Linked DNA regions of Homo sapiens: region 2 is linked to region 1. Evidence: chromatin loops called from intact Hi-C (ENCODE). Cell type or tissue: stomach. All regions are shown on one strand. Links, peaks and the distances in the headings refer to the core of each region. The heading gives the core; the rest is flanking DNA.

Region 1 (12,586 bases), core at 1,715-9,714:
GTCATTTGCAATTGTGTCACTTGCAGCTTTTTGTTGGCTATTTAGTTTACCAGTAAAGGGGCTTGCCTTCTAGTTGTGCTCATTTTCAACTTCAACTGGAGCAACCTCAGAGAAAGGGAGCACCTGTTTTGGTGCACAGAATTGTGCTGCACTGTGACTTTGACACTAGCCTTCCTTTGAGGGCACTGTCATGGCCCTCTTCTCAGCAGTAACAGGAGACTAGGTAGGAGAGTCTTTGTCTCATTTTTGGCAGTGAACTCTCAGTATGTTACTGTGGTGAAGAGCTGGTCTCGAGCTCCTGACTTCAGGTGATCCACCTTGCCTTGGCCTCCCGAAGTGCTGGGATTACAGGCGTGAGCCACCATGCCCGGCCGATTAGATGTTTCAAGAAAAAGAAGATTGTACCTTTCTTAAAAATAAAGTTTTTTGGTCGGGCGCAGTGGCTCATGCCTGTAATCCCAGCACTTTGGGAGGCTGAGGTGGGTGGATCACCTGAGGTCAGGAGTTTGAGGAAAAAATTCGCAAGGTGTAGTGGCGGGTGCCTGTAATCCCAGCTGCGGAGGCTGAGGCAGGAGAATCACTTGAACCCGGGAGGCGGAGGTTGCAGTGAGCCAAAATCGCACCACTGCACTCCAGCCTGGGTGAAGGAGTGAAACTCCGTCTCAAAAAAATTTTTGCTTTCCGGAGTGGAATCCCTACTTTTCTCCAGGCAACACTGCTCTGGTTGACAACTGACAACTGCTTTATCAGTCACTTCAAATATATATGTTAAATTTTACACAAACGTTAACATGGATTCTCACTAAAAATCCATATGGCACAACACAGGGTATGTATACATGCAGAAATAACTGAAGGGTTATCAGGAACTTATGCACACACATTTTCTGTACTCTTCATTTAAAAACATGCTTTTATAAACCTAAATGAATTTTATTACTTAATTTTATTCAGTGAATTTAGAAAATACTCGTTCAAAGGAGTATAGAATTGTACTTTTCTACTTTTATGGATTTAGAGTCAGTACTCAGAAACGTCGACGTTCTGAATGACAGAGCATGGATGAGTTACATTTATTGGTGCTAATGTCTTTAGGTTGTATTCTGAAGCTGTATGAGGATTCTGAAGTTATGGTGCCTCAATTTTGTAAGGCATACATAAGAAGTAAGATACAAATGATAAGGAATTTTGATTGCTCTTAAATGTAAATTTAAGAGTTTTGGAGGGAAAATCTGAACAGCTGTAGCTTAGGAACCCTGAATGCTTCTCATAAAGGACAGTACTTAGAAGAATGACCATTATATAAAGTTTCTTATATCCCATTAGAGAAGAAGTTTGGATAATTATATTGTTTTAAAAAAATTTACATGCCATAACATGTTGCCTGCATGAAGTTACACTATTTGATTGAAGATTAAGCATTAGGCTTCTTTCCGTGACAGTCTTAAATTAACATCCTTGCCAATGATGACCACTAGTCATGTGTTTCTAGCACAGGCCTCTCCTTGATTGAGAGTTATTTGTTGCCTCATCTCACTAGGCAGAGATCCTTCCTTGAAAACAGGTCTCTCTCACCCATCTTGACCCTCAGCATCTGGTACAGTGCCTGGCACTCTTTAGCCTTTCCATTGTTGAGTTGAATCCTATGAGGCTCTGACTGAGGTATACGTTTGCTAGTACAGTAGACTCTTGTTGCTTTTGTGAGTGATTCACATATACAAAACTGGAAAGGAGATACATCCAGTTTCACAAATTAATTGTCCTTAGAACTTACTGTGTTCCTGCTGTCAGAGTTTTCTTCTTTTTCTGAGACAGGATCTTACTCTGTCACCCAGGCTGGAGGGCAGTGGCACGGTCATGGCTCACTGCAGCCCTGAACTCCCCGGGCTCAGGTGGTCCTATCACCTCAGCCTCTTGAGTATCTGGGACTACTACGCCACCATTCCCGGCTAATTTTTGTGTTTTTTGGTAGAGATGGGGGTCTCACTATGTTGCCCAGGCTGGTCTTGAACTCCTGGGCTCAAGTGATCCACCTGCTGTAGCTTCCCAAACTGCTGGGATTACAATAGGCATGAGCCACTGGGACTGGCTGTGCTGTAAGAATTTTGAGGGTCTGCTTGATAACCTGGCACCCTGCTCTTTGGTTTTTGTCATCTGCAGAATCCTTTTGGCTTGAAAACAGTGTAGAACTTGCTAGGGGAAACAAGGAATATACTCAAAATGTGGGTAAAAGATTCAAAGACCTTGGCCTGACCGTAGCAGTTAAACCTGAATTGGGGTGTTATTTGGGCTTGCCCACTTCTTCCTGATATTTATGTATTCTGCAGTCTCTTTAGACCCTTCATCATGTGTGTGTTTTTTTTTTTTTTTCCTAACTTGAACCCTTACGTTTACCTGATACTGGCATATGATTCTTGCCTGGCTTTTTTTCTGATTCATGGTCTTGCATACCCAGTCCATACATCTACTGCTGCCCTTCTCTTTGACTGTGGTTTTCCCTCAGAGGTCAAAGGATGTGTATACTCTGTGTCCTTTGTCTCTTTAAACCAGTTGCACAAGTGATTCTGTGGCCCAGATTGGTTCTTCCGACCTCCTCCTCTCCTGATCTGCTAGCATGGAATCTATCACAATCTAGCATGGGGACATCTTGTATTTTCCCGTGTTTTCTACTGTTGAGTGTAGGCTGGCAGAGGCGTTCTTTTTTTTTTTTTTTAAGACGGAGTCTGGCTCTGTCACTCAGGCTGGAGTGTGGTGGCATGCTCTTGGCTTACTGTAACCTCCACCTCCCGGGTTCAGGTGATTCTCATGCCTCAGCCTCCTGAGTAGCTGGGATTATAGGCGTGTGCCACCACACCTGGCTAATTTTTGTATTACTAGTAGAGATGGGGTTTCACCGTGTTGGCCAGGCTGGTCTGGAACACCTGGCCTCAAGCGATCCACCCACCGTGGCCTCCCAGAGTGCTGAGATTACACCTGCGCCAGTTCAGATTTTCATTTAATGACAATGAGTTGCGACAAGACAGAGTTGGAGAATAGAGGAGGTTCAGAGTTGGAAGAAATGGGAGTAGGTGATGGCAACACCGAGTTGTCAGAGTGAGCTGAGGCAACATCCTCTACTTCTAGCTCACTGATGAAAATATCCAGGATAGCGGGTCTGGGGTCCAGTGCCATGGGTCACGCCTCTAATCCTAGTACTTGGTGGTAGGCCGAGGTGGGTGGATCACCTGAGGTCAGGAGTTCAAGACCAGCCTGACCAACATGGTGAAACCCCCGTCTTTACTAAAAATACAAAAAACTAGCAGGGCGTGGTGGCCTGTAATCGTAGCTACTCCAGAGGCTGAGGCAGGAGAATCCCTTGAACCCAGGAGGCAGAGGTTGCAGGGAGCTGAGATCATGTCATTGCACTCCAGCCTGGGTGACAAGAGCAAATCTCCGTCTCAAAAAAAAAAAAATTCCAGGGTAATCTGAGATCTTGGTATTTAGAGACATTTGGTTGGGATGAGGGGTCTTGGTAGATTTGATTCTGTTATCATTTGGAACCTTCCAAAGTAGAGGATGACGCATTTGTTTTTGAGCTACTTTCTAGAAACCAGAATTTACTGTCAGAGAATATAGGATTTTCGGTTTTAAAACTTTGAACTTAAAATGATTGCAACAGTATTTTAGTGATATTCTAAAAAATATTTAAAAATAAAAGTTTAAAAAAGTCGTCAGCAGATTAAAAAAACTCCAAGGAGAGTAATATTTAAATGAGTAACATTTTTGTTTTCCTCTGAATGTTGTTAAAACAGACAAGGTACTATTAAATGGGGGGGGGGGGAATGAACGTATTTATGGGCTTTTCCCTTTTTTACCCTTTGTTTACTTGTCTGTAGATTAAAGTAGGTACTTTAATCTTTTGTATCTCTGGGCTCTGTTTCTTGTAGTGGGTATGCTTTTTTTTTTTTTTTTTTTTTTGAGACGGAGTCTTGCTCCGTCACCAGGCTGGAGTGCAGTGACACGATCTCAGCTCACTGCAACCCACGCCTCCCGGATTCAGGCAATTCTCCTGCCCCAGCCTCCCAAGTAGCTGGGATTACAGGCACGTGCCACCATGCCTGGCTAATTTTTTGTATTTTAGTAGAGATAGGGTTTCACCATGTTGGCCAGGATGGTCTCGATCTCCTGACCTCATGATTGCCTGCCTTGGCCTCCCAAAGTGCTGGGATTACAGGCATGAGCGACTGCACCCAGCCTGTAGTGGGTATGTTTTTTAATTTGTTGCTTCTCTACTTGGTTTGTTCCCTTTTTTGTGTCAGATATGCTGGTGAATCTAGCTGCCTCATTTTATCTAGCCTCATTTGCCTTTCTTGCGTTTTCTTCCAGATGATTCATGTGTATTTTGCTAGTAGATATATCGGTTGGTTGGCTCCTTTGTTCTGACAAATCAACATAGAAGTGACTTGTTACAAGTGAGAACTGGTAATGACAGGAACCATAACAGCATGCTAATGGTCTTTGATAAATATGGTGAATGCACATGGTAGAATTTAAAGGTCTTGGTTTGAAGCCCTCCCAAGAGTAGTTGCAACTTTGAGGTTGGGTTTAGGAATAACTTCTGCAACCTTTAGCTTCACTCCTGGGAGAAACTTTGGATACATTTTACCTGCCTCTCTTGAGCTTCAGTTCCCATATTTGCAAAATGCCATGACTTATCTCTTAAGAATTTAGTTAGAATAAAACAGATACCGTAAGTTAAAAGAATACTTGGTTGTGCTCCAGCGTGTGTCTGTATCCGGAATAGGCTCATATGTAATTGGTAAATACGAGAATTATGTCAGTACAACAAGGAGATTGCTCTGGTTCATACGTGATTTTCCCCAGCATATTCATGTTTTGCATCAGGTAACAATAGTCGAGCTCAAAGTACACTAAGAGCTGAATGAAACAAGCCATGGTGGCCACTTGTGAATTCTTCCTGTTGGCCTAGTTTGGCCATGTTTTTAGTCTTTGAAGTTTTTGGAGGGGGTTGTTGTGCGATTCTCCCCCATCTCTTCACAGCCCCAAGTATCTTTTTTTTTTTTTTTTTTTTTTTTGAGACGTAGTTTCGCTCTTGTTGCCCAGGCTGGAGTGCAATGGCGTGATCTTGGCTCACTGCAATTGCCACCTCCCGGCTTCAAGCAATTCTCTTGCCTCCGCCTCCCGAGTAGGTGGGATTACAGGCACCCGCCACCACACCCGGCTAATTTTTGTATTTTTAGTAGAACGGGGTTTCACCGTGTTAGCCAGGATGGTCTCGATCTCCTGATCTCAGGTGATCCACCAGCCTCGGCCTCCCAAAGTGCTGGGGTTACAGGCGTGAACCACTGCGCCTGACTGATAATCAGGTTATAAAAGAAAAGAAACCACAGCAGTTCCATGGGTGAAGAATATTTATACCCTACCCAGTTTGATCCTGGAACCTTTTCCACAACTTGTCTTAAAATATGGTCCCATCTCCTTTATTTTTCCAATAGATCGCTGGATTCCTGTATAATTAGGGCTTCTCCATGTTGGTCAAGCTGGTCTCGAACTCCTGACCTCAGGTGATCCGCCTGCCTGGGCATCCCAAAGTGCTGGAATTACCTGCTTAGTGTGCTTCCTTCACCTGAAAGTTGTATCTTTATTAGGAACTTAATATTAAACATTTTTATTTGTATTTTTATTCACATTGCCTTTGTTAATATTTTGGTTACAAAGTGGCATAGGGATGGTCTTCCTTTTTTTTTCTCATAAAGTGCTTGTTACTTTTAGCATGTGACTGTGTAAAGTCAAGTTTTCCGGGAATGCTTATATTGTTTTATAGAGTGCACAGAAGAAACATTTATACTTATTTTTAAAATCTGGTACTATATTAGATGCCCAGTAAATGTCATTTTCTTCTCTTTCCCCTTCCTTTAAGGGTTTTTGATCACACTCAGTATAAAGTTCAAACATCTTAGCCTATGAGGGTCCCTCCTCCCCAAACTCTGCTGTGCGATCTGGCCCCTGGCCACCTCACAAACCTTATCTTGTTTCACCTTGTTCACCGTGCCCAGCCATTCCAGCTCCACACCCACTGAACAAGCTTATTCCTGTCTCAGCGTCTTAATTACTTTGTTCTTTGCCTCATACTCTGCCCTGAGATTGTTATATAGCTGATTCTTTTATGTCATTCCCTCTCAGTTCCAATGCCAACACCTCAGAGAGGTTACACTGAAATTACTGCCCACCCGCGGCAGTTTTCAGCCATCAGACCCTTATTCTCCACGTTGCAGTTTTGTCTCTCTGAAGTAACTTTGATCATTGTTTTTTTTTTTAAACGTCCCTCCAGAATTTAAACTGCATGAGAACAGGGAGGGGCTCTATTTTATGTGTCATTCTGTCTGCAGCTACCTAGAACAGGACCTAGCAGGTTCGTAATAAATAGTTGAGTGGATTGTTGTCTTAGGTATGTTTTCATGATTAGCTGGTAGTCTTAAATTGGTTCATCCTTATAATTAGAGTACTGGAAATAATTTATTAAAAGGTTAGCATTTAGGGGAGGGTCAGAAGAGGTTTTACTAAATGTTGAAATTTGGAAGCCCAGGGACATATGTGAGTGCCATACTTAAAGATGGCAATCGAGTCAAATAATAGAAAAAACGGGTAAATGGATAATTGATGGACCAATCTGAAAATGTGCTTTGTACTGATGATAATCATAAATGAGAAGTTAATGTTTTATTTTTATTTTTATTTTTTTTGAGATGGAGTCTTGCTCTGTCGCCTAGGCTGGAGTGCAGTGGCGCAATCTCGGTTCACTGCAACCTCTGCCTCCTGGGTTCGAGTGATTCTCCTTCTTCAGCCTCCTGAGTAGCTGGGATAACGGGCGCACGCCACCACACCCGGTTAATTTTTGTATTTTTAGTAGAGATGGGGTTTCACCGTGTTGGTCAGGCTGGTCTCGGACTCCTGACCTCGTGATCCGCCTGCTTTGGACTCCCAAAGTGCATGGGTCAGAACTCCTTTAGTTATATGATAGAAACTTCATGCAAACTTTTGGCTTAAGTTAAAAAGGGTATTCATTGGCATTGGCATATGGAATCCAAAAGTGGACTGATTGATTGGGAAGAGCATTGAGTCAGCTGGGATTTAGGAGCAACCGGAACCAGACCCATTTGGATGCTACCAGTAATCTCTGTCAACAGCCCTGCTATTTTCCTTTTTCAAAAAATTGAGATGGCTTCCCTTTGTTGCCCAAGCTGGAGTAAAGTGGTGCGATCACTGCCTCCTGCAGCCTTGACCTCCTGGGCTCAAGGAATCCTCCCACCTCAGCCTCGTCAGTAGCTGGGACTACAGACGTGCCCCACCATAGCCAGCTAATTTTTAAATTTCTTTTTTGAGACAGAGTTTTTCTTCTGCCCAGGCTGGAGTGCAGTGGCGCAATCTTGGCTCACTGCAACCTCTGCCTCCCGTGTTCAAGTGACTTTGCTGCCTCAGCCTCCTGAATAGGTGGGATTACAGGCATGCGCCATCACGCCTGGCTAATTTTTTGTGTTTTTAATAGAGATGAGGGTTTCTCCATGTTGGCCGGGCTGGTCTCGAACTCCTGACCTCAGGTGATTCACCTGCCTTGGCCTCCCAAAGTGCTGGGATTACAGGTGTGAGCCAGCTTGCCCAGCCATAATCAAACATTTAAATAATATTAGCATTTAAGAAAATTAACCAGTGGCTCACACATGTATTCCCAGTACTTTGGGAGGCCGAGGTGGGTGGATCATCTGAGGTCAGGAGTTCGAGACCAGCCTGGCCAACATGGTGAAATTCCGTCTCTATTAAAAATACAAAAATTAGCCAGGCATGGTGGCGCAAGCCTGTAATCGCAGCTACTCGGGAGGCTGAGGCAGGAGAATCGCTTGAGCCCAGGGGGCGGAGGTGTTGCAGTGAGCCGAGATCGCACCACTGCATTCCAGCCTGGGCGACAGAGCCAGACTCCATCTCAAAAACAAAAAACAAGAAAATTAACAAGTTACATATTCTGAACAACTTATTATTTTATTGATTTTTATTTATTTTACTTTTTAAATTTTCCCCCAGATATCAGTGCTGCAAATTTATTTATTTGTTTATTTTAATTAATTTTTTTTTTTTTTTAGAGACAGAGTCTCGCTCTGTTGCCCAGGCTGGAGTGCAGTGGCGCTATGTGGGCTCACTGCAAGCTCTGTCTCCTGGGTTCACCCGCCATTCTCCTGCCTCAGCCTCCTGAGTAGCTGGGACTACAGGCGCCCACCACCACGCCCGGCTAATTTTTGTATTTTTAGTAGAGATGGGGTTTCACCGTGTTAGTCAGGATGGTCTCGATCTCCTGACCTCGAGATCCGCACGCCTCGGCCTCCCAAAGTGCTAGGATTACAGGCATGAGCCACCGCGCCTGGCCTGAATAACTTATTATTTTAATGCTTCATTAGGTCACCAAAATAAGTAAATGGGTTGCCATGTAGAATAAGCCTTTTGTGACTTAAGATATTTGTTTCTGGATTTCAGTTGCTTCATCCTTAACACGTTATGTTGAATCTCTGAGAGGTTTTTTCTGGACCTAATGTTCTTTAACCCTATGATTGCATATATAATTTAAAAAATTAAGTGTGTTCACCCAAATTACAGGGAGTGTGTACAATACTGATCTCTGCCTGCACTGGTTTTTCTTAAAACATTTGCGTTTTCCAGGCACGTTCTCAATTTTGAATACATTAGTCTCAAAATATTTTTTAGATATCTGAAGAGGAAACTTCTATTTTATTCATTAAACTTGTGAGTTCAGGTGCATTTGTTACATTCTGTTTCATGGAAGAGAGAATTAAAATAATATCACCAAACACATTTTTGAGAATGATTTTTTTTCCTTTAATATCTTTATTTTCATGGTATGATTCCTGAATGTCAAAGCCAATTCTTCAGCAGCTAAGCTTTTATTTTGCTTTGTCTTGGAAATTGTGTACTAAAACTGTGTTTGTTAAGTAGTACAATACAATGTTATTCACATTTATAATCTTCTAAATACTAAAATAAGTTTCAGGAGCTGCTTATATTAAGTGCTAATTGAGAACCAGTGTACATTAAAATAATTTACCATAAAAAATAAGACATGAGAAGAAGGCAGGTGTCAGGGAATAAAGATGCCAAACAGTTTGGTCTTTTCTGGCAAACAGTTTTGTTTATGTCTAGCGTACAGTTTTTAAGTTGGTAAATGATGAGAAGGAGCTGGAAATTGGTAAGCAGGGCTCATATCATAAAGTGACTTCTTTGCTGTGCCTAAGGACATTCTTCTGACCGTAATAGGAACTAGTGAAGGATTTTAAACGGAACGGCAGGATTATGTTTCAACCTTGGATGTGTAGTGTGTGAAGGATGAGATGAGGATTTGGGAGGGAAGGGCCTTAGCTCTGGACAGGGGAGAAAGTTGAGCTGGTAGTAGTGTAATAGGTGTGAATGACACCAGTAATTCTTGGAGTATTGCAAACTAGTTCATGTTTCTGAATTCTGCAAAAAATGCAATTGGAGATTCATAAGAGAGTGGTATTGAAAAGAGCTAAGCATCCGGGTCTCCTTTCTGGCTTGCTACTGCTCCTCTTTTTCTGGGGAACAGGAGTATGAAGATTGGGAGTTTGTTGGGATGGGGAATTAATTTGCTTCTGAATAGCTAATGGACAAAAGCTAAAGCAGGAGGGTGTGTTATGGGAAGTTGCTATTGAGAATGAGGAATCCTTTGTCATCATCATAACCTTTTTTTTTTTTTTTTTTTTTTGAGATGGAGTCTCGCTCTGTCACCCAGGCCGGAGTGCAGTGGCACTATCTCAGCTCACTGCAAGCTCTGCCTCCTGGGTTCACGCCATTCTTCTGCCTCAGCCTCCCCAGTAGCTGGGACTACAGGTGCTTGCCACTCCGGCCGGCTAATTTTTTTGTATTTTTACTACAGACGGGGTTTCACTGGTTAGCCAGGATGGTCTCCATTTCCTGACCTCGTGATCCGCCTTGGCCTCCAAAAGTGCTGGGAGTACAGGCGTGAGCCACCGCACCCGGCCTGTCATCATAATAACCTTAACCAAGGGATAAATAAATTAGATGCTTATTTGAGAATAGTCACGTGAAAAATCGATTGGTATAAGTAGTTCATGAAGTTGCTAGTGGGTGTAATTTTTGAATTTCGGATTAGTCCCTTTTTCATATATTTTGACAACACTTCTAAAGATTTTACATTAATATAAAAGTCATTAGAATTTCTTTGATAACATTGGAGTGTTAATCTGGATTAAATGTATAACTGATTATAATTTAAAAATATTAACTTTTGAAATAATTTTAGATTTACAGAAAGTTGCAAAGTTAGTACAAAGTTCCAGTGTACCCTCACACTGCTTCCTCAGTATTACAGTCTTACCTAACCATGGTGTATTTATCAAACCTAAGAAATGAACATTGGTATAATACTAAACTATAGGTTTTATTTGGATTTCTCCGGTTTTTTCCACGAATGTCTTTTTTTCTGTTCCAATAGCCAATCCAGGTTCTCATGTTGCATTTAGTTTTCTCCTTAGTCTCCTCTGACCTGTGACAGTTTCTCAGTCTTTCCCCTTTTTCATGACCTGGACAATTTTGAAGAGTACTGGTTTGTCTGATATTTGTAATGATTAGACTGAGGTTATGGGTACAATACCATAGAGTTGATGTGCCTGTCTCATCACATCATATCAAACAGGGGACACTTATTGGTATATTTTAATCTTGGTGATGTTAATCTTGTCTCTTGGTTAAGGTAATGTGTGCCAAGTTCCTTCGCTCTGAAATTACTGTTTTTCGCTTCTCAACCTGCTCATTAGAAGTGAGTCTACTAATCTAGCCCTCATGCAAGGCAAAGGGATGTTAAGTTCTACGTACTAGAGGGAAAAGCATGGAAAATTTGTGGACATATGTTAAAATCACCACGGTAATTAAGAAATATGGTGTTTTGTTTTGTTTTGTTTTGTTTGAGATGGAGTTTTGCTCTTGTTTCCCAGGCTGGAGTGCAGTGGCACGATCTCGGCTCACTGCAGCCCCCGCCTCCCAGGTTCAAGCGATTCTCCTGCCTCAGACTGCGGAGTAGCTGGGATTACAGGCATGCATCACCACGCCCGGCTAATTTTGTATTTTTTGTTTGTTTGTGTTTAGTAGATACGAGGTTTCTCCTTGTTGTTCAGGCTGGTCTTGAACTCCTGACCTCAGGTGATCTGCCCTTCTTGGCCTCCCAAAGTGCTGGGATTACAGGCATGAGCCACCGCGCCTGGCCAAAGAAATATGTTAAAACCACTGTGGTAATTAAGAAATACTTTGGGGAGATGCTTTGAGGCTGTGCAGATAGCCATTTTTTTCCTTGAAAGTTTTGTCCAATAATTTTAGCATTCATCAGTGGATCTCATCTGGAGCAATACTTACTATGGCTTGGCTTGGCTTGGCTCGGCTTGGCTCTTCTCTTCCCTCTCCTCCCCTCCCCTCTCCCCTCCCCTCCCCTCCCTTCTCTCTCTCTCTCTTTCTCTCTCTCTCTCTTCTCTCTTTCTTGAGATGAGGGTCTTGCCTTGTCACTCAGGCAGGAGTGTAGTGGTACGATTATGGCTCACTAACCTTCCGATCCTGGGCTCATGCGATCCTCCTGCCTTGGCCTCCCAAAATGCTGGGATTAGAGGCATGAGCCACTGCATCTGGCCGATGACTGTGGTTTTCTAATGGTGTGATTTTTCTAGTTCCCTTATTCCTTTTTACATGCATTAATTGGGTTTTTTTTCTTTACAGGAGATTTGTTCCTTTTCTCCTGTATATTTACTTATTTATTCACTCATTCCATGACTTATGTCAGTGTGGACTTGTGGATATTTTTGTTCTTTGGGTTATAAGGGTTATAATTTTTTTTTTTTTTTTTTTGAGGTGGGAGTTTTGCTTTGTCTCCCGAGCTGGAGCGCAGTGGCGCAATCTTGGCTCACTGCAGCCTCTGCCTCCCGGGTTCAAGTGATTTTCCTGCTTCAGCCTCCCAAGTAGTTGGGATTACAGGTGCGTGCCACCATGCCCAGCTAATTTTTTGTATTTTTAGTAGAGACGGGGTTTCACCATGTTAGCCAGGATGGTCTCAATCTCCTGACCTATCCGCCTGCCTTGGCCTCCCAAAGTGCTGGGATTACAGGCGTGAGCCACCGCATCTGGCCATTCTTTGGGTTATAATTTAATGTTACCACTACTTGATTTGCTGCTACAGTTGTTCCACCTTTTGCCACTGGCACCTCTTTCAGGCTGGCCTCCTGTGCCCTTTCAACATGCTCTGTCCTTTGATTTTTTAAGCAGTTTCTTACTTTCTGACATAACAATTTGCTCCAAACTCTTCTGGTATTTTTCTTTTCTAGCCCTAGAGTCAGCCATTTCTCCAAAAAGCCCTGGATTTCTTTTTTCGGAATCACAGCAAACTTTTTTTTTTTTTTTTTTTTTTTTTGAGACGGAGTCTGGCTCTGTTGCCCAGGCTGGAGTGCAGTGGGGCGATCTTGGCTTACTGCAAGCTCCGCCTCCCGGGTTCACACCATTCTCCTGC
Region 2 (12,586 bases), core at 2,642-10,641, 110 kb after region 1:
TCTTAGATGAAACCCCGTCTCTACTGAAAATACAAAAAATTAGCCGGGCACGGTGGCGGGTGCCTATAGTCCCAGCTGCTCGGGAGGCTAAGGCAGTAGAATGGCGTGAACCTGGGAGGCGGAGCTTGCAGTGAGCCGAGATCGCACCACCACACTCTAGCCTGGGCAACAGAGCAAAACTCTGTCTCAAAAAAAAAAAAAAAAACAGATTCTCAGAACATGTCTGTTCCAAAGCTAGAATAAGTAGTTAGTTTTAGTTGATAAAGTCTCATTAGCTTTCTATTGTAATACAGATTCCTATTCAGACACACTCAGTATTTTATGCTAGTCAGACAGATTTTGACAGATCTTGATTTTAGTTTATTTTTATTTATTTATTTATTTTTTTTTTGAGACGGAGTCTTGCTTAGCTGCCCAGGCTGGAGTGCAGTGGTGCAATCTCAGCTCACTGCAGCTACCGTCTCCTGGGTTCAAGCGATTCTCCCATCTCAGCGTCCTGAGTAACTGGGATTACAGGCACCTGCCTCATGCTGGCTAATTTTTGTATTTTAGTAGAGATGGGGTTTCGCCACGTTGGCCAGGCTGGCCCTGAACTCCTGACCTCAGGTGATCCACCCGCCTCGGCCCCCCAAAGTGCTAGGATTACAGATGTGAGCCACCGCACCTGGCCAATTTTTATTTTTCGTGTCTGACTTTCTAATTCTTTGCCAGACTGACATTGCTTTACCTTAAGTTCTGTGACTGATTACTGCTTAGTTATTGAAAATATGTACCAGAAGTATGACCTATCTTCTTATCTCTTAGCATTTTCATTTCTTGTCCTTCTTTGTTCCCCTGTTGATATACCTTGACTGTAATTTATTCAGTTATTCCATACATATTTATTATTTCCTAGGATATGTATTTTTATGTTTTAGAAGGATCTTAGTTATAATCTGTGTAAATAATCACTTTTATACATTTAGGAAGTTGAAGTCAATGTCTGTGGGCAATGAGGCAGCTCATCAGAGGTCTTTTGGGTATAAAAAGAAATAAATTTGTAGCTAATGACTCTTGGACTTAAATCAAAGTGACTCATCATATAATGGATGCTAGTTTACTGCTTTCAAGCCTCAAGAGCTTTGCTGAGACTTTTAAAAAATTGCTTAATTGAGATTATGAGTCAGTGTTCCCTATCATCAAATAAACAACAAATATTCTGTTTTTTAAAAAAGCATTTTGTGAAAACCATTCTTACCTGTGGGCTATACAAATATAGGTGACAGGTTGAATTTGACATACAGGCTGTAGTTTGCAGATCCCTGGCTTAGATCACAGTTGAAACCAGTTTGATACTAGAAGTCTCAGTTAACTAATGAATAATTGATTTGGTGTGTTGTTTTTCCTTCCTTCCTTCCTTCCTTCCTTCCTTCCTTCCTTCCTTCCTTCCTTCCTTCCTTCCTTTCCTTCCTTTTCCTTCCTTTCCTTCCTTTCTTTCCTTTCCTTTCTTTCTTTTCTTTCGTCAGAGTTTTCCTCTGTTGCCCAGGCTGGACTGCAGTGGTGCGATCTCGGCTCACTGTAACCTCCACCTCCCGGGTTCAAGCAATTCTCATTCTTCAGCCTCCCGAGTAGCTGAGATTACAGGCCTGCGCCACCATGCCTGGGTAATTTTTTTGTATTTTTTTTTGTAGAGATGGGGTTTCACCATGTTGATCAGGCTGGTGTCAAACTCCTGACCTCAGGTGATCTGCCTGCCTTGGCCTCCCAAAGTGCTGGGATTATAAGTGTAAGCCACCATGCCCAGCTGGTGTACTGTTTTTTTTATGTCTTTATATGTTGGTGTTTATAAAGGTTGATAAGTCTTAATAAACATCATGTGCAGTAGGTACTGAAATATTTCTTAATGAGATGAGCTTATTGTTTTCCCTTTTCCTGATTCCTGGAGATGTCTGTCTGAGATCTGACCCTGATTTTGGTCTTCTAATACATTTTTTAGGCCTATAAAAATGCTTTCTTAAAAATTGCTTTATGACCTCATACTCTCAGGTAGCTTGCAAGGTTCCTATATACAACTCTGTGACATATACTGACTCACGTCTTTGAAGTTTAGAAGTAGAGGAGACTGTCTGATTCCATTTTCTCATTTTATAGATGACACAGAGACCCAGAAAATTTGCATCACTTGTCTAAAATCATATAGGCCATCCAAGATGTTATTTTTAATTTACATCCGAGCTCTGGATTCCAATGAAAGAGAGAAGGAAAAGTAATTTAAGTTCGTCACATCTAAGTTATAATTATACTTTAGTTTTGGACTAAGTTATGTTTGTAAGATAAAGTAATTTCGATTACACATTTGACTTTAGATCATGCAAAGAGTGTCCAGATCTCTTAAAAATGTGCTATAGCTAGGAGATTTAAGAAGATAATCTTATTTCTTTCTTTGTGTCCATAACTCTTTCACTGTTTTTTTCAGTCATCTAGATTTAAAATTATGTAATCGAGGATCACAGTTGGGCCCTGGCTTCAAGAATGGAATCAGAAAAGAATATGCTGTCTGTCTTGATTGAGGGTGACATTTAAAGTAGTACTTTGATGTGTAGGAGAACTAGGAGAGGATTAAATATTTGGAGCAGTAGTTGTCCAGCGAGTATATGCTGAACTGAGTTTTGTGATGCTGAAAATGCTGTACATATTCAGCTCACTGAATAGTCGTAGCTGGATTGCCTCACTAGTCCTGTGTTTTTGTAATATTTGCTGAATTATTGGCTACAAAGTTATGCAGTAAAATGATATTTCATGGTGAACATTTACAATATTAAGCGAACTTTTGAATATAGCCACCAATTGGCTAAATATTAAGACTAATTTTGGATTTGCTTTTGGCTACATTAATATAGCTATGGTTTGAATTAAGTAGTTGATTGCCTATAAGTGATTGGAATTTTAAATAAAAGCTTTTATGAGTATACAAGTGATTTCTGAGAGGAGGAAAGTTACAAAGATCTAATTTTTGGGAGGATCTCAGTTAATATTTAAGAATGAGTAAATATGATCAGGTAGAATATACAAATAAATCCTTTGTGAATTTAGGAAGTGTCTATTTTGAATATCCTGTTTATTTAATAAGCCATAAGCTCTTTGAGGGCAGGACTTCATTTATGCATGATATACTCTTCATCAGGCCTGATACCTGGGTGGTGAAGTGTAAAGACTGGATGAGTGTCTCAGTGCTGTTTTGTGACCTAGTTTAAAGACAGTTGTTCTAAAAGATACCAGAATGGAGGAACTATAGTGGTAAGTCTTCTTGTGTACTCTTTGAGATCTGATTCCTAGTATTTAGTACTCATGCGGGCAGGGGAAGACTACATCACATCCTAGAGCGTTCATTTGGCTATATAAATAAACCATAATGGACAAGTTCTAAGTTCTGCAAAGCCTTATTAAGTCCACTCATGAAGTAGTGGCATTTTCTCTAATTTCACTCTTTGGCACATAGGCTTTTAAGTTGTTTTAGAAGTAAGCCTTTCAAGGTCTTTTTCCTTTAAAAAAAAAACTTAATTGCCGGGAACTAATATAGCACTATGATCAATTAAATAATCAGTTTATAGCAGTTTGGACAGATAACTTTCCTGCTCTTATTTGGTATTTTTTATTATGACTTAAAAATATACCAGCAATATATATTTATTGCAGGAATTTTTAAAAGCAATAATTTATATCATTTTGATTTGTATTTTTCTTTGCCCTGGAATGCATTAGGTGGTGCTGGAAGCATCACTTGTTACTAGTTTCAGCTGGGAAATTGATGGCCTTTGCTAATCAGAATGAGCATTGTGAAAAACCTTTGCAGGTTGGATACTTTCATCCAAGTTTTGGACTGAATGATATTAGGGGAAAAGAAAATTTACTGTTTCTTTGTCAGTCTGTCTCAGTTGGATTCCACCTAGCCCATCTCATTTTGGGAAATCCTAAAAATAAAATAGTTGCTAATTGTTCCCCGTGACAAACATATTCATGATTGATCAAATTATGATTTAATTTCTTATAATTTTATCATGGATGGGGTTGGATGTTTTGTTTTTAAAGTCATTCAATTTAGCATGCCTTCAGAATTGACTGTGCCTGCTATGTGTGCCGAGCACAATACCGCACCTTACTGGTGGTTAGGCTAAAGTTGAGGAAGGTGTCCTGCCAGAACATTTACCATCTAGTGTACTATAGTACATCTAGACCAGTGCCCTGGGCCAGTATCCTCAAAAGAGTATTTGACTTATTCCATTAAGCATGTAATAAACATTCAGGTTATATAAAGTTAATTGTACTCTTTGAATTAATTTTTTTGGTGAAGAGGGTACCTTTTCTTTAGATGAAGATATTGTAATTGTCACTCTTCCTCTGTGGTTTCCCATCTCAGTAATTGACAGTACCAACCGTTCAGTTGTCCAGAGAGAAACCTTTGATTCTTTCCTTTTCCTCAACTATGCCTCAACTATGCATCCAGTCAGTTACCATTGAGTCTACCTTCTAAATATTTTTGGAACCCCAGTGTTCCTCTGTGACAGTCCAGGATTTAGTCTTCTCCTGAGTTACTGCAATATTTTCCTAATTTGGCTCCCTAATTCCTCTTACTCCAATCTAGCTTCTTTATAGTCTGTGCTTTTCCCTGCTCTTCCTGAAACTGTTTAATGGATTTGTTTTCTCTTAGTGCTGCCTTGAAGGTCCTCCTGAATATAGTTTCTGCCTGCATTTCAAGCCTTACTCGTCTCTGTCCTCACTCATTCCTTCCACACCTGCTGCAGCTCATGGGATGCTTCTGTTCACTCCCTCCCTTCCCCAAGCACCCTTGTTTTCGTGCCCCTCCTTTAGTCTGAATACCAAGGACACTCCTTCTAAATGTGTTCCTAGACTGCTAACTTTAGTTAGGGCTTCTTCTGTGTGTGTCCACTAGAAAATTGTCATTGCCTCCCATTTGTCTTTCTCCCTATGACAAGCTTGATGGGTGGTACTTAGTCACCACTTTGTCCTCAATGTAGGGCAGTAGCAGTTTGTCACCTGGTAGCCTACTCAAATGCTTGTTAATTTTTGATTTTTTTAAAAAATCTGCTAACTGTATCATAAAGAAATCCATGATGTGGCAGGACAACCAGCATAGTTCCACGTTAGATATTTCTTTATGCTGAATAGATGTGAATATATCATTTTTAAAGAGGAATTGGCAAACTACACTCTGTGGACCAAATCTAGCTCGCTTTCCTTTTATAAGAATCACAAGCAAAGAAAGGTCTTTACATTTTTATAAGTGCTTAGGAAAAAAAAATCAGAAGAATAATACTTTATGATACAATGATATTATGAAATTCAAATTTCAGTGTCCATAAGTTGAGTTTATTGGAACACAGCCACACTCGTTTGTTTACATATTGTGTGTTGCTGCTTTTGCACCACACAGCAGAATTGAGTAATTGTAACAGGCTGTATGGCTGATAAAGCCTGAAATATTTATTGTTTGGCTCTTTATATAAAAGTTTCCTGACCTCTCCTTTCAGTCATTTCTGTGACATGAGGACAAATAAGTATAATTAGATATATTTGAGTCATGCCTCAGTTTTCTTTTTTCCCCCACTTCGTGTTAAGGTTTAAGTATGTCCAGTAAGAAAGCATCATTTGAGTTTTGGGAACTGTATTCCAGCCTATCTCATACATACCTAGAGCTTTTTGAGACTTGAACATTACAGATGAGATGGTGAGAAAATAGAGACTTCATATCCTGCCAAGTTTCATAGATAAAACTGGAGTGGATAACTCATGGTTCTACCCCACCCAATGGTCTTTTCCCAAGTAACTGATATTCTTTTTTAACTAAATCAGCCTTCTTGCAAATAACTAATATTTTTTATTTTTAAAATTTACTTCTTTTTACAGTTAAGGAGAAAAAGTGAGCAACATTTTATGCTATTTGATAAAATCATTAAAATATTATGCTAAAGCCCTCTAAAAAATTTTGTTTTATTTTTGCCAGTATGTTACTTTGAAGAAAAATAACACCAGCCATGTTTTGGTTGTATAATCATTTTCCTAACTATTGGAAGCAACTTTGTCAGGTTTTATTATTAGGCAATGTAGAACCTTCGTTTTACATCATTTAATAAAATCAAATGGTTTTTACAACATTGTTTACATCTTGTTTAAAAATATTTTACTGAGAAAATAATTAACTTTGTTTTATTTTTAGGGTTATATCCTGTGTTGTGACCTCATGGTTTAAGTGGGAATAAAGATGAGTATAAGCAGTGATGAGGTCAACTTCTTGGTATATAGATACTTGCAAGAGTCAGGTGAGTACTTTTATAAAGTAAATAGGCCTCAAATTATTTTAATATTCTCAAAATAATCTTTTATGCATTTGAAATTTGTATCAGTCCAAACCGTTGAACTTTGTATGTTTTCTTAATGTCTGGACTGCCATTTTAAAGCTATGTTTTACTGCATGGTTTAACTCTCTGACTCTTTCAAATATGTTGCAAACAAGGCAATTATTTGTAACAGTTTGGCTTTCGTTGTTCAAAGACCATTTTTATAATCTGTTATGAGGTGAGATTATTGCATATGTAGTAGGAACATAAAAACTTTTAGCCACCATCAGTTTGATAATGTATATCCAGAATTCTCAATTAAATGTTGTTGGTCCTAATTGTAGTTAGTATTTTGGAAATTAAATTAACAGTATTTTCCTAGAATGCTTTCAAAATTATTATTTGAATTAAGTGTATCCTTGATCTGAATTGTTATTATTGTAATGGGAGTAATTATAAATAGAAATCATTGAAAGCCATTTGCAACTAATATTAAATCAATCAGTGATCTTCCAAGTTTTATTGATAGATAAAACAGAAGGAATACTGCAAGGGGAAATGTGGATGGATTAAGCAAAAATTTAAAAGTAGAAGAGGGAACATGGTTGGGTATGGGTGGAGGTATAGGATGGTGAGAAAGATTAATTGCAATGGAAATGCCGATTGCTACTAAAAAATGAAAGCATTTGGTGATTTTAAATGTCATGGTCTAGAGATTGAATTTTAGAAATTATACCTTAAAGTTACTGTAATGTTTTAGCAGTAAGGTGAGGTGCCCCATAAAAAAGATAATTTTGGTAGTCAAGTGTGAGGGAGGATGGAAGGATAAAGTAGAGGTCTAAGCTTGTAGAATATTGAGCCCCCAGTTTATGGTTTTGAGACTTGAATCATTCTTCTTGTATGGCATAGTTAGTTGTCCTTTCCTATGCAAGGAATACAAACATGGCTTTCGGTCTGAGAGCCTGTTGCTTGCTGAGATGTTCCCAGCTGTTCTTCAGTGCTGAGCATTTTTTGGGGGTAGGGGTTTTCTATTCCCAAGCACCATCACTGCCCCTCTCTGAGGTGTAACAGCTGTGAAAGTGATGTCCAGAAGGACAGGGAGGGAAAGAGAGATTAGTATCCAAGCCCACAGAGAATAATTTATAATGAAGCTTTGAAGTTAATAGCTCTTGTTTTGTTTTCTTTGTTTAAACTGGTAGACTGGTACTGAAGGCAGATCTAAAGAATGTTTTGAATAAGATAAAATGATTAATAAAGTGAAAAAGTAGTGACTAGTGATTGTTACGTATGTAACTTGTAAACAAGTTTAACAATTTCAAATACTTGTGTTTGAAAGTTGTGTAGCACTTTCAACCCAAATGGAAAAAATTTGTTGGGTTAAAGCAAACTCTTCTTTCTGCTTTTAAATTTAATCACCTTTTAAGCCAGAGCTTTGAGACTTTTGGACACTGGAGCAAAAACCATTGTGAAGGATCAGTAGATGGGAAATATATTGTAAAGGCTTGTTGGTGTATGGTAAAGACAACTATTTAGGTTGAGCCATATAAAATTACTGCTTTTGGAAGTTAGAAACAGTTGAATAGCTCAGCACTACCTTGTCGTTCAGTGGTGTTAATGAGAGCAGTAATATTTTTCTTTTTCTAAACAAAAGTCCACAAATTGATACTTGATGTTACTGTAAGAAAACAGTAAAAAGGAGCAGTAAAATAATATTCTCGGTTAATTTCTGAACGAGTAGATTAAATATTATCAAAAGTTGTGGGTTTTTTTGTTTGTTTGTTTTTTGAGACGGAGTTTTGCTCTTGTTGCTCAGGCTGGAGTGCAGTGGCGTGATCTCGGCGGCGGGTTCAAGCGATTCTCCTGCCTCAGCCTCCCAAGTAGCTGGGATTCTAGGCATGCACCACCATGCCTGGCTAATTTTGTATTTTTAGTAGAGTTGGCATTTCTCCATGTTGGTCAGGCTGATCCCAAACTCCCGACCTTAGGTGATCCGCCCGCCTTGGCTTCCCAAAGTGCTGGGATTACAGGCATTACACCCGGCCCAAAAGTCTTCTTAAACTTGCTTTTCTTCTTAGAGAAAAAACCCTTCAAAATTCCATGTTTTAAGGTGTTTTATGTTGAAATAAAAATAAACCAAGAATTAAAAAAAAATTTGTATGGTAGACTGATATATCAAGTTCTCCATAATTGTTTAGTATGTTCTTAGGTGTCCTTTGTGTATTCTTTAGAAAGTTTTAGACTTTACAGTGTAGTGGTGATGCTAAATCACATCTCTAAAAATGTGAAAATCAGTCCCTTGGTAAAAATTGTAACTTCCTGTTTACATTATGATTTATAGGGAAAGATCAGACTCAACTGATGACATTTTGACTTATGGCAGTTTTCCCAGGACTGCAACTTGCCATAAATTTAAGAACTGCTTATGTTAAGAATTCTGAAGTTTGAGCCTCTGACTACCTGCATCAGAGTCACACTGAGTGGGGCCTGGGAATCTGCATTTTACAAATGCCCCAGGTGATTCTTTTGGCTTAATAAAGTTTGAAAGCCACTGGTCTATATTAGTTGTAGGACAATTAGAACTTGACAAGACAATTGGCAAGCATTTAGCATATTCACAATATCTTGACAGAAAAATTATGCTGAGTATTCAAGATAAAGTAGAAAACATGGAATACATGTACATCTGCTGAGGTTTGGGCTATGAGAGCATATCCTAAAGAGGGGCTGCCACTGAAAGTGTATATTTGTGTTTGTGGGTCAGGCGGAATAATGAGATAGCAGAAATAATGAGGCGTTTTTATGTCTTAAAGGGTGCCATGAGATATTTATTTGAAATTGCATCCAGAAATAGGATATGGAAGAGAGTTTGAGAATGTTATAGTTCTGTGAACTCAGGACAGGGTTCAGATAGAACTCAGAATCTCACTCATAACAAATGCCCATAGTAGCTTTAGATCTGGGCACTTGCCACTTATTCCAAAGCTTTTTTTTGGTTCTGATCTCCAATTATACTTAAATGTGGCTACTTTTGCAATAGGTCCTAATTCAGAATCACCAAGTACAGTAATGTCTGGGTTGTTTTGGGGATTCATCATATTTATCACCACAACCTACAAATGATACTTATTGAGAATTAGTCATTCAGTATCTAAGAAATGCGATATAAATTACTCTTAGGTTATAACTATGTTTCTTGAAAGATCTAAAGTAATACCGAAGAAACTGGAATCTTTATACTGCTGCTTTCCCTGCAATAGAGCACTGAATTGGATTAGGAGACAGCAGAAAAGGAACATCGTGGCAAAGGAAGTATTTGTGCAGGGACATTCAAAGGACTGGTTTGTGAAGACTTCCAAAAAGCAAAACTAAAATTTCCGCCTGGCCTGTCTCATTATCAAAGACTGTCCAAAAACACATTATGAAAGTTTTTATGTTTTGATAAATATGTGGTTTAGTAATACTTTTTTTATGTAAGAACTTTTAACATTTGTTCTCTGCATATTGTTCAGTGTTGACTGTGTTATCTATCTGCAGGGGGAAAATCACTTAAATTGTTTTAGGCTTAAATATTTTTTACTGTTGTCAATACTATAAGATACTATCTGTTGAAAGTTTCCCACCTCCAAAATTACATAAATTCTCAGATTCATTTTTCTCACCTATAAAATACGTTGCTGTGGAGAAGGGATTTACATTGTGATATTCAGCCTCAAATATTTGATGGACATCTCTGTTTTAAATAAGCCATCCCTCAGACTCATCAAAACTAATTAAAGAAAAATATATTTATTGTAGGGTTTTTATTAACTATTGTAACTTTTATTTTTTGCAATTTTATCACTAGAAAGTTCACCCTACGCAAATTACTTTGGTCCTCACCATTCTGCCTTTTTATGAAGTGGACTTCCCTATTCAACAAATATTTCCTAGGGAATAAAATGATTTTTTTCTCTTTAGAGATGACTTGAAAACTGAGCGTATTTAATATATAATACTGTAAGTAACGATTAACTTGATTCAAAAGTATTGTTCCTTTAATTAGTGTTTGCCCAGGGGCATTAATTTCATTGCCCTAATAACTTATCTAGCAACCATATGCAGATAAATACTTAGTGGTACATGCCAAGTTGCATATAGTAGAACCTGATACAGTGTTAATTTTAGAGGCACTAAGCTGGTTTGGACCTTTTTAATCTCTCCCCCACCTTTTGCGTCACCATTGACTTCTTTAGTTATTTGCAGTTGTGGTTTGAATAGTTTCTGGCAGTTATTTTTGAACTTTCTGACACCTGGTTTTCTTATAAGACAACCTGTTTTCTATAAGAAGATGTCATTTTATCCAGCTTCAGTTGTATATTTGCTTTAGGGAAAGAATTCTTGATACTAGGTTTAACTATTACATGTCTAAGAGCTCTGTAACTTCTCCATTTATATTGTACTTGACTGTTGGAAGCTATGAAACAGTTGCATCTTATAATTGAACGACTTAACTGGAATTGCAAAATCAAAATGTCCTTGTTACTAAAATGAGTAACTTTCTAGATAGTGATTCTGAATATTATTACTTTTTAAAAATTTATTTAAAAATAACCGATGTTGCATACTGTCTCCATTTTTAAGAAAGGTGATATATAAGAAGGAAATATATAAAATCTGTATTAGGGTTCTCTTGAGGGACGTAACTAATAGGATATATGTATATATGAAAAGGAGCTTATTAGGGGGAATTGACTCACACAATCACAAAGTAAAGACCCACAATAGGCTGTCTGCAAGTTGAGGGGCAAGGAAGCCACTGGTGGATCAGTCCAAGTCCCAAAACCTCAAAAGGCGGGAAGCCAACAGTGCAGCTTTCCATCTGTGGCCAAAGGCCCGAGAACCCCTGGTAAACCACTGGTGTAAGTCCAAGAGTCCAAAAGCTGAAGAACTTGGAATCTGATGTTCGAGGGCAGGAAGCATCCAGCACGAGAGAAAGATGAAGGCTGGAAGACTCAGCAAATCTAGTCTTTTCTATGTTCTTCTGCCTGCTTTATCCTAGCTGTGCTGGCAGCTGATTAGGCGGTTCCCACCCAGATTGAGGGTGGATCTACCTCTTCTAGTCCACTGACTCAAATGTTAATCTCCTTTGGCATACTCTCACAATTATATCCAGGAACAATACTTTGTATCCTTCAATCCAATCAAGTTGACAATATTAACCAGGATGATATATAAGAAGGATAATACATGTAGGCTTCAAGAGTTTGGTTTATGAAGGATCTCCTTATCTCTCTTGCACCCTCCCTCCCTCCATTTTTTCCCCCTAACTTTTTCAATGGGATTTTCCATCTCCTTAGAAATACAGGCCTTGTACCATACCATTTGTTTTTTGAGATGATTATTACTTCAAATGTTATATTTGTAAAATCACAAGTCAGAACCATATACTATTATTTTTTAATTTAGAAAACGTGATCACAGTAGGCACAAACTAACCTTTATGTATAACATTAAAGCTCTGACCTGTACTACCATGTAACATATAGCTCATTCATTCATTTTTTTGTTTCATTGTAGCAGTTTCACATTAGGTCTGTAATGGCTAATGAATATTACAGTGCAGTTTCTTTGTTGACTCAGATAAAGGTAACTGGGCCATTCCTTCCTATGTACCTTATGCCCAGTGCCATTTATGAACAGACATTACCAGTGTATTCGATGGAGTCAGGTTGAAGTGGTTATCAGTAATGTGCTTCTAGTCATGAAGAACTGCAGTGAAGAGAGCTCAGCGTCTGGTATGTCCGCCTTCAGTCTGCCTTTTAGTTTTTATCAGTAGATGACCAGCTACAGAAGTGCAAGTAGGTATATAGTTTTGTTTTATAATCAAATGAAATACAGAATAACCTTGATTTTACACACATGGTTGTATCCATGACTAATTGACAATAAACAGCAAGCAGTTGTCATAAATGCTGATAATTACAATTCTTTTTTTTTCCCAAATAAGTTTTTCTCCTCTTTTTGTAAGCTGAATTACCATTTTTTGCTGACACAGGAAATTCGTATTACACATTCCTGCTAGCACACTTATCAAAGGGACAATGGTCCTTTAATAGTTGCCAAACAGAGAATTTGTTCAATGTTTTTTAGGACTAGCCAGCATAGCGAGAGTATAAGGAAACATGGAAATTGCTTTTGGCATTATTAATAATCTTTTTGGAAAGCAATTTGGCAATGATGAAAACCTTCTTTAAAATGCTTATATCCCCTTC

What was found. Hi-C counts contacts between places; a loop is a spot of excess contacts. Peaks named below come from ENCODE experiments on the same cell type or tissue, not always from the same donor. Only the 100,000 strongest peaks of a DNase experiment are listed, where the experiment ranks them.
Region 2: it touches region 1 in a loop (2.3-fold over the local background); 3 of 110 quality-filtered maps call a loop at or near these places.

Annotation. Positions count from the first base shown.
Region 1 is chr3:177,171,607-177,184,192 of GRCh38, reverse strand. The region is part of intron 1 of TBL1XR1 (TBL1X/Y related 1); the gene reads left to right. Among named protein-coding and RNA genes, the nearest start is that of TBL1XR1, 20 kb to the left of the region's middle. RefSeq lists a silencer at 2,418-2,712. In stomach, for the core only: no CTCF peak of the experiment used is centred there; a DNase peak (open chromatin) is centred at 6,072; H3K27ac peaks cover 420 bases.
Region 2 is chr3:177,058,651-177,071,236 of GRCh38, reverse strand. TBL1XR1 (TBL1X/Y related 1) reads left to right here. Exons shown (of 16, transcript NM_024665.7): 3 at 6,215-6,317. The coding sequence starts at 6,260. Among named protein-coding and RNA genes, the nearest start is that of TBL1XR1-AS1, 28 kb to the right of the region's middle. In stomach, for the core only: no CTCF peak of the experiment used is centred there; no DNase peak of the experiment used is centred there.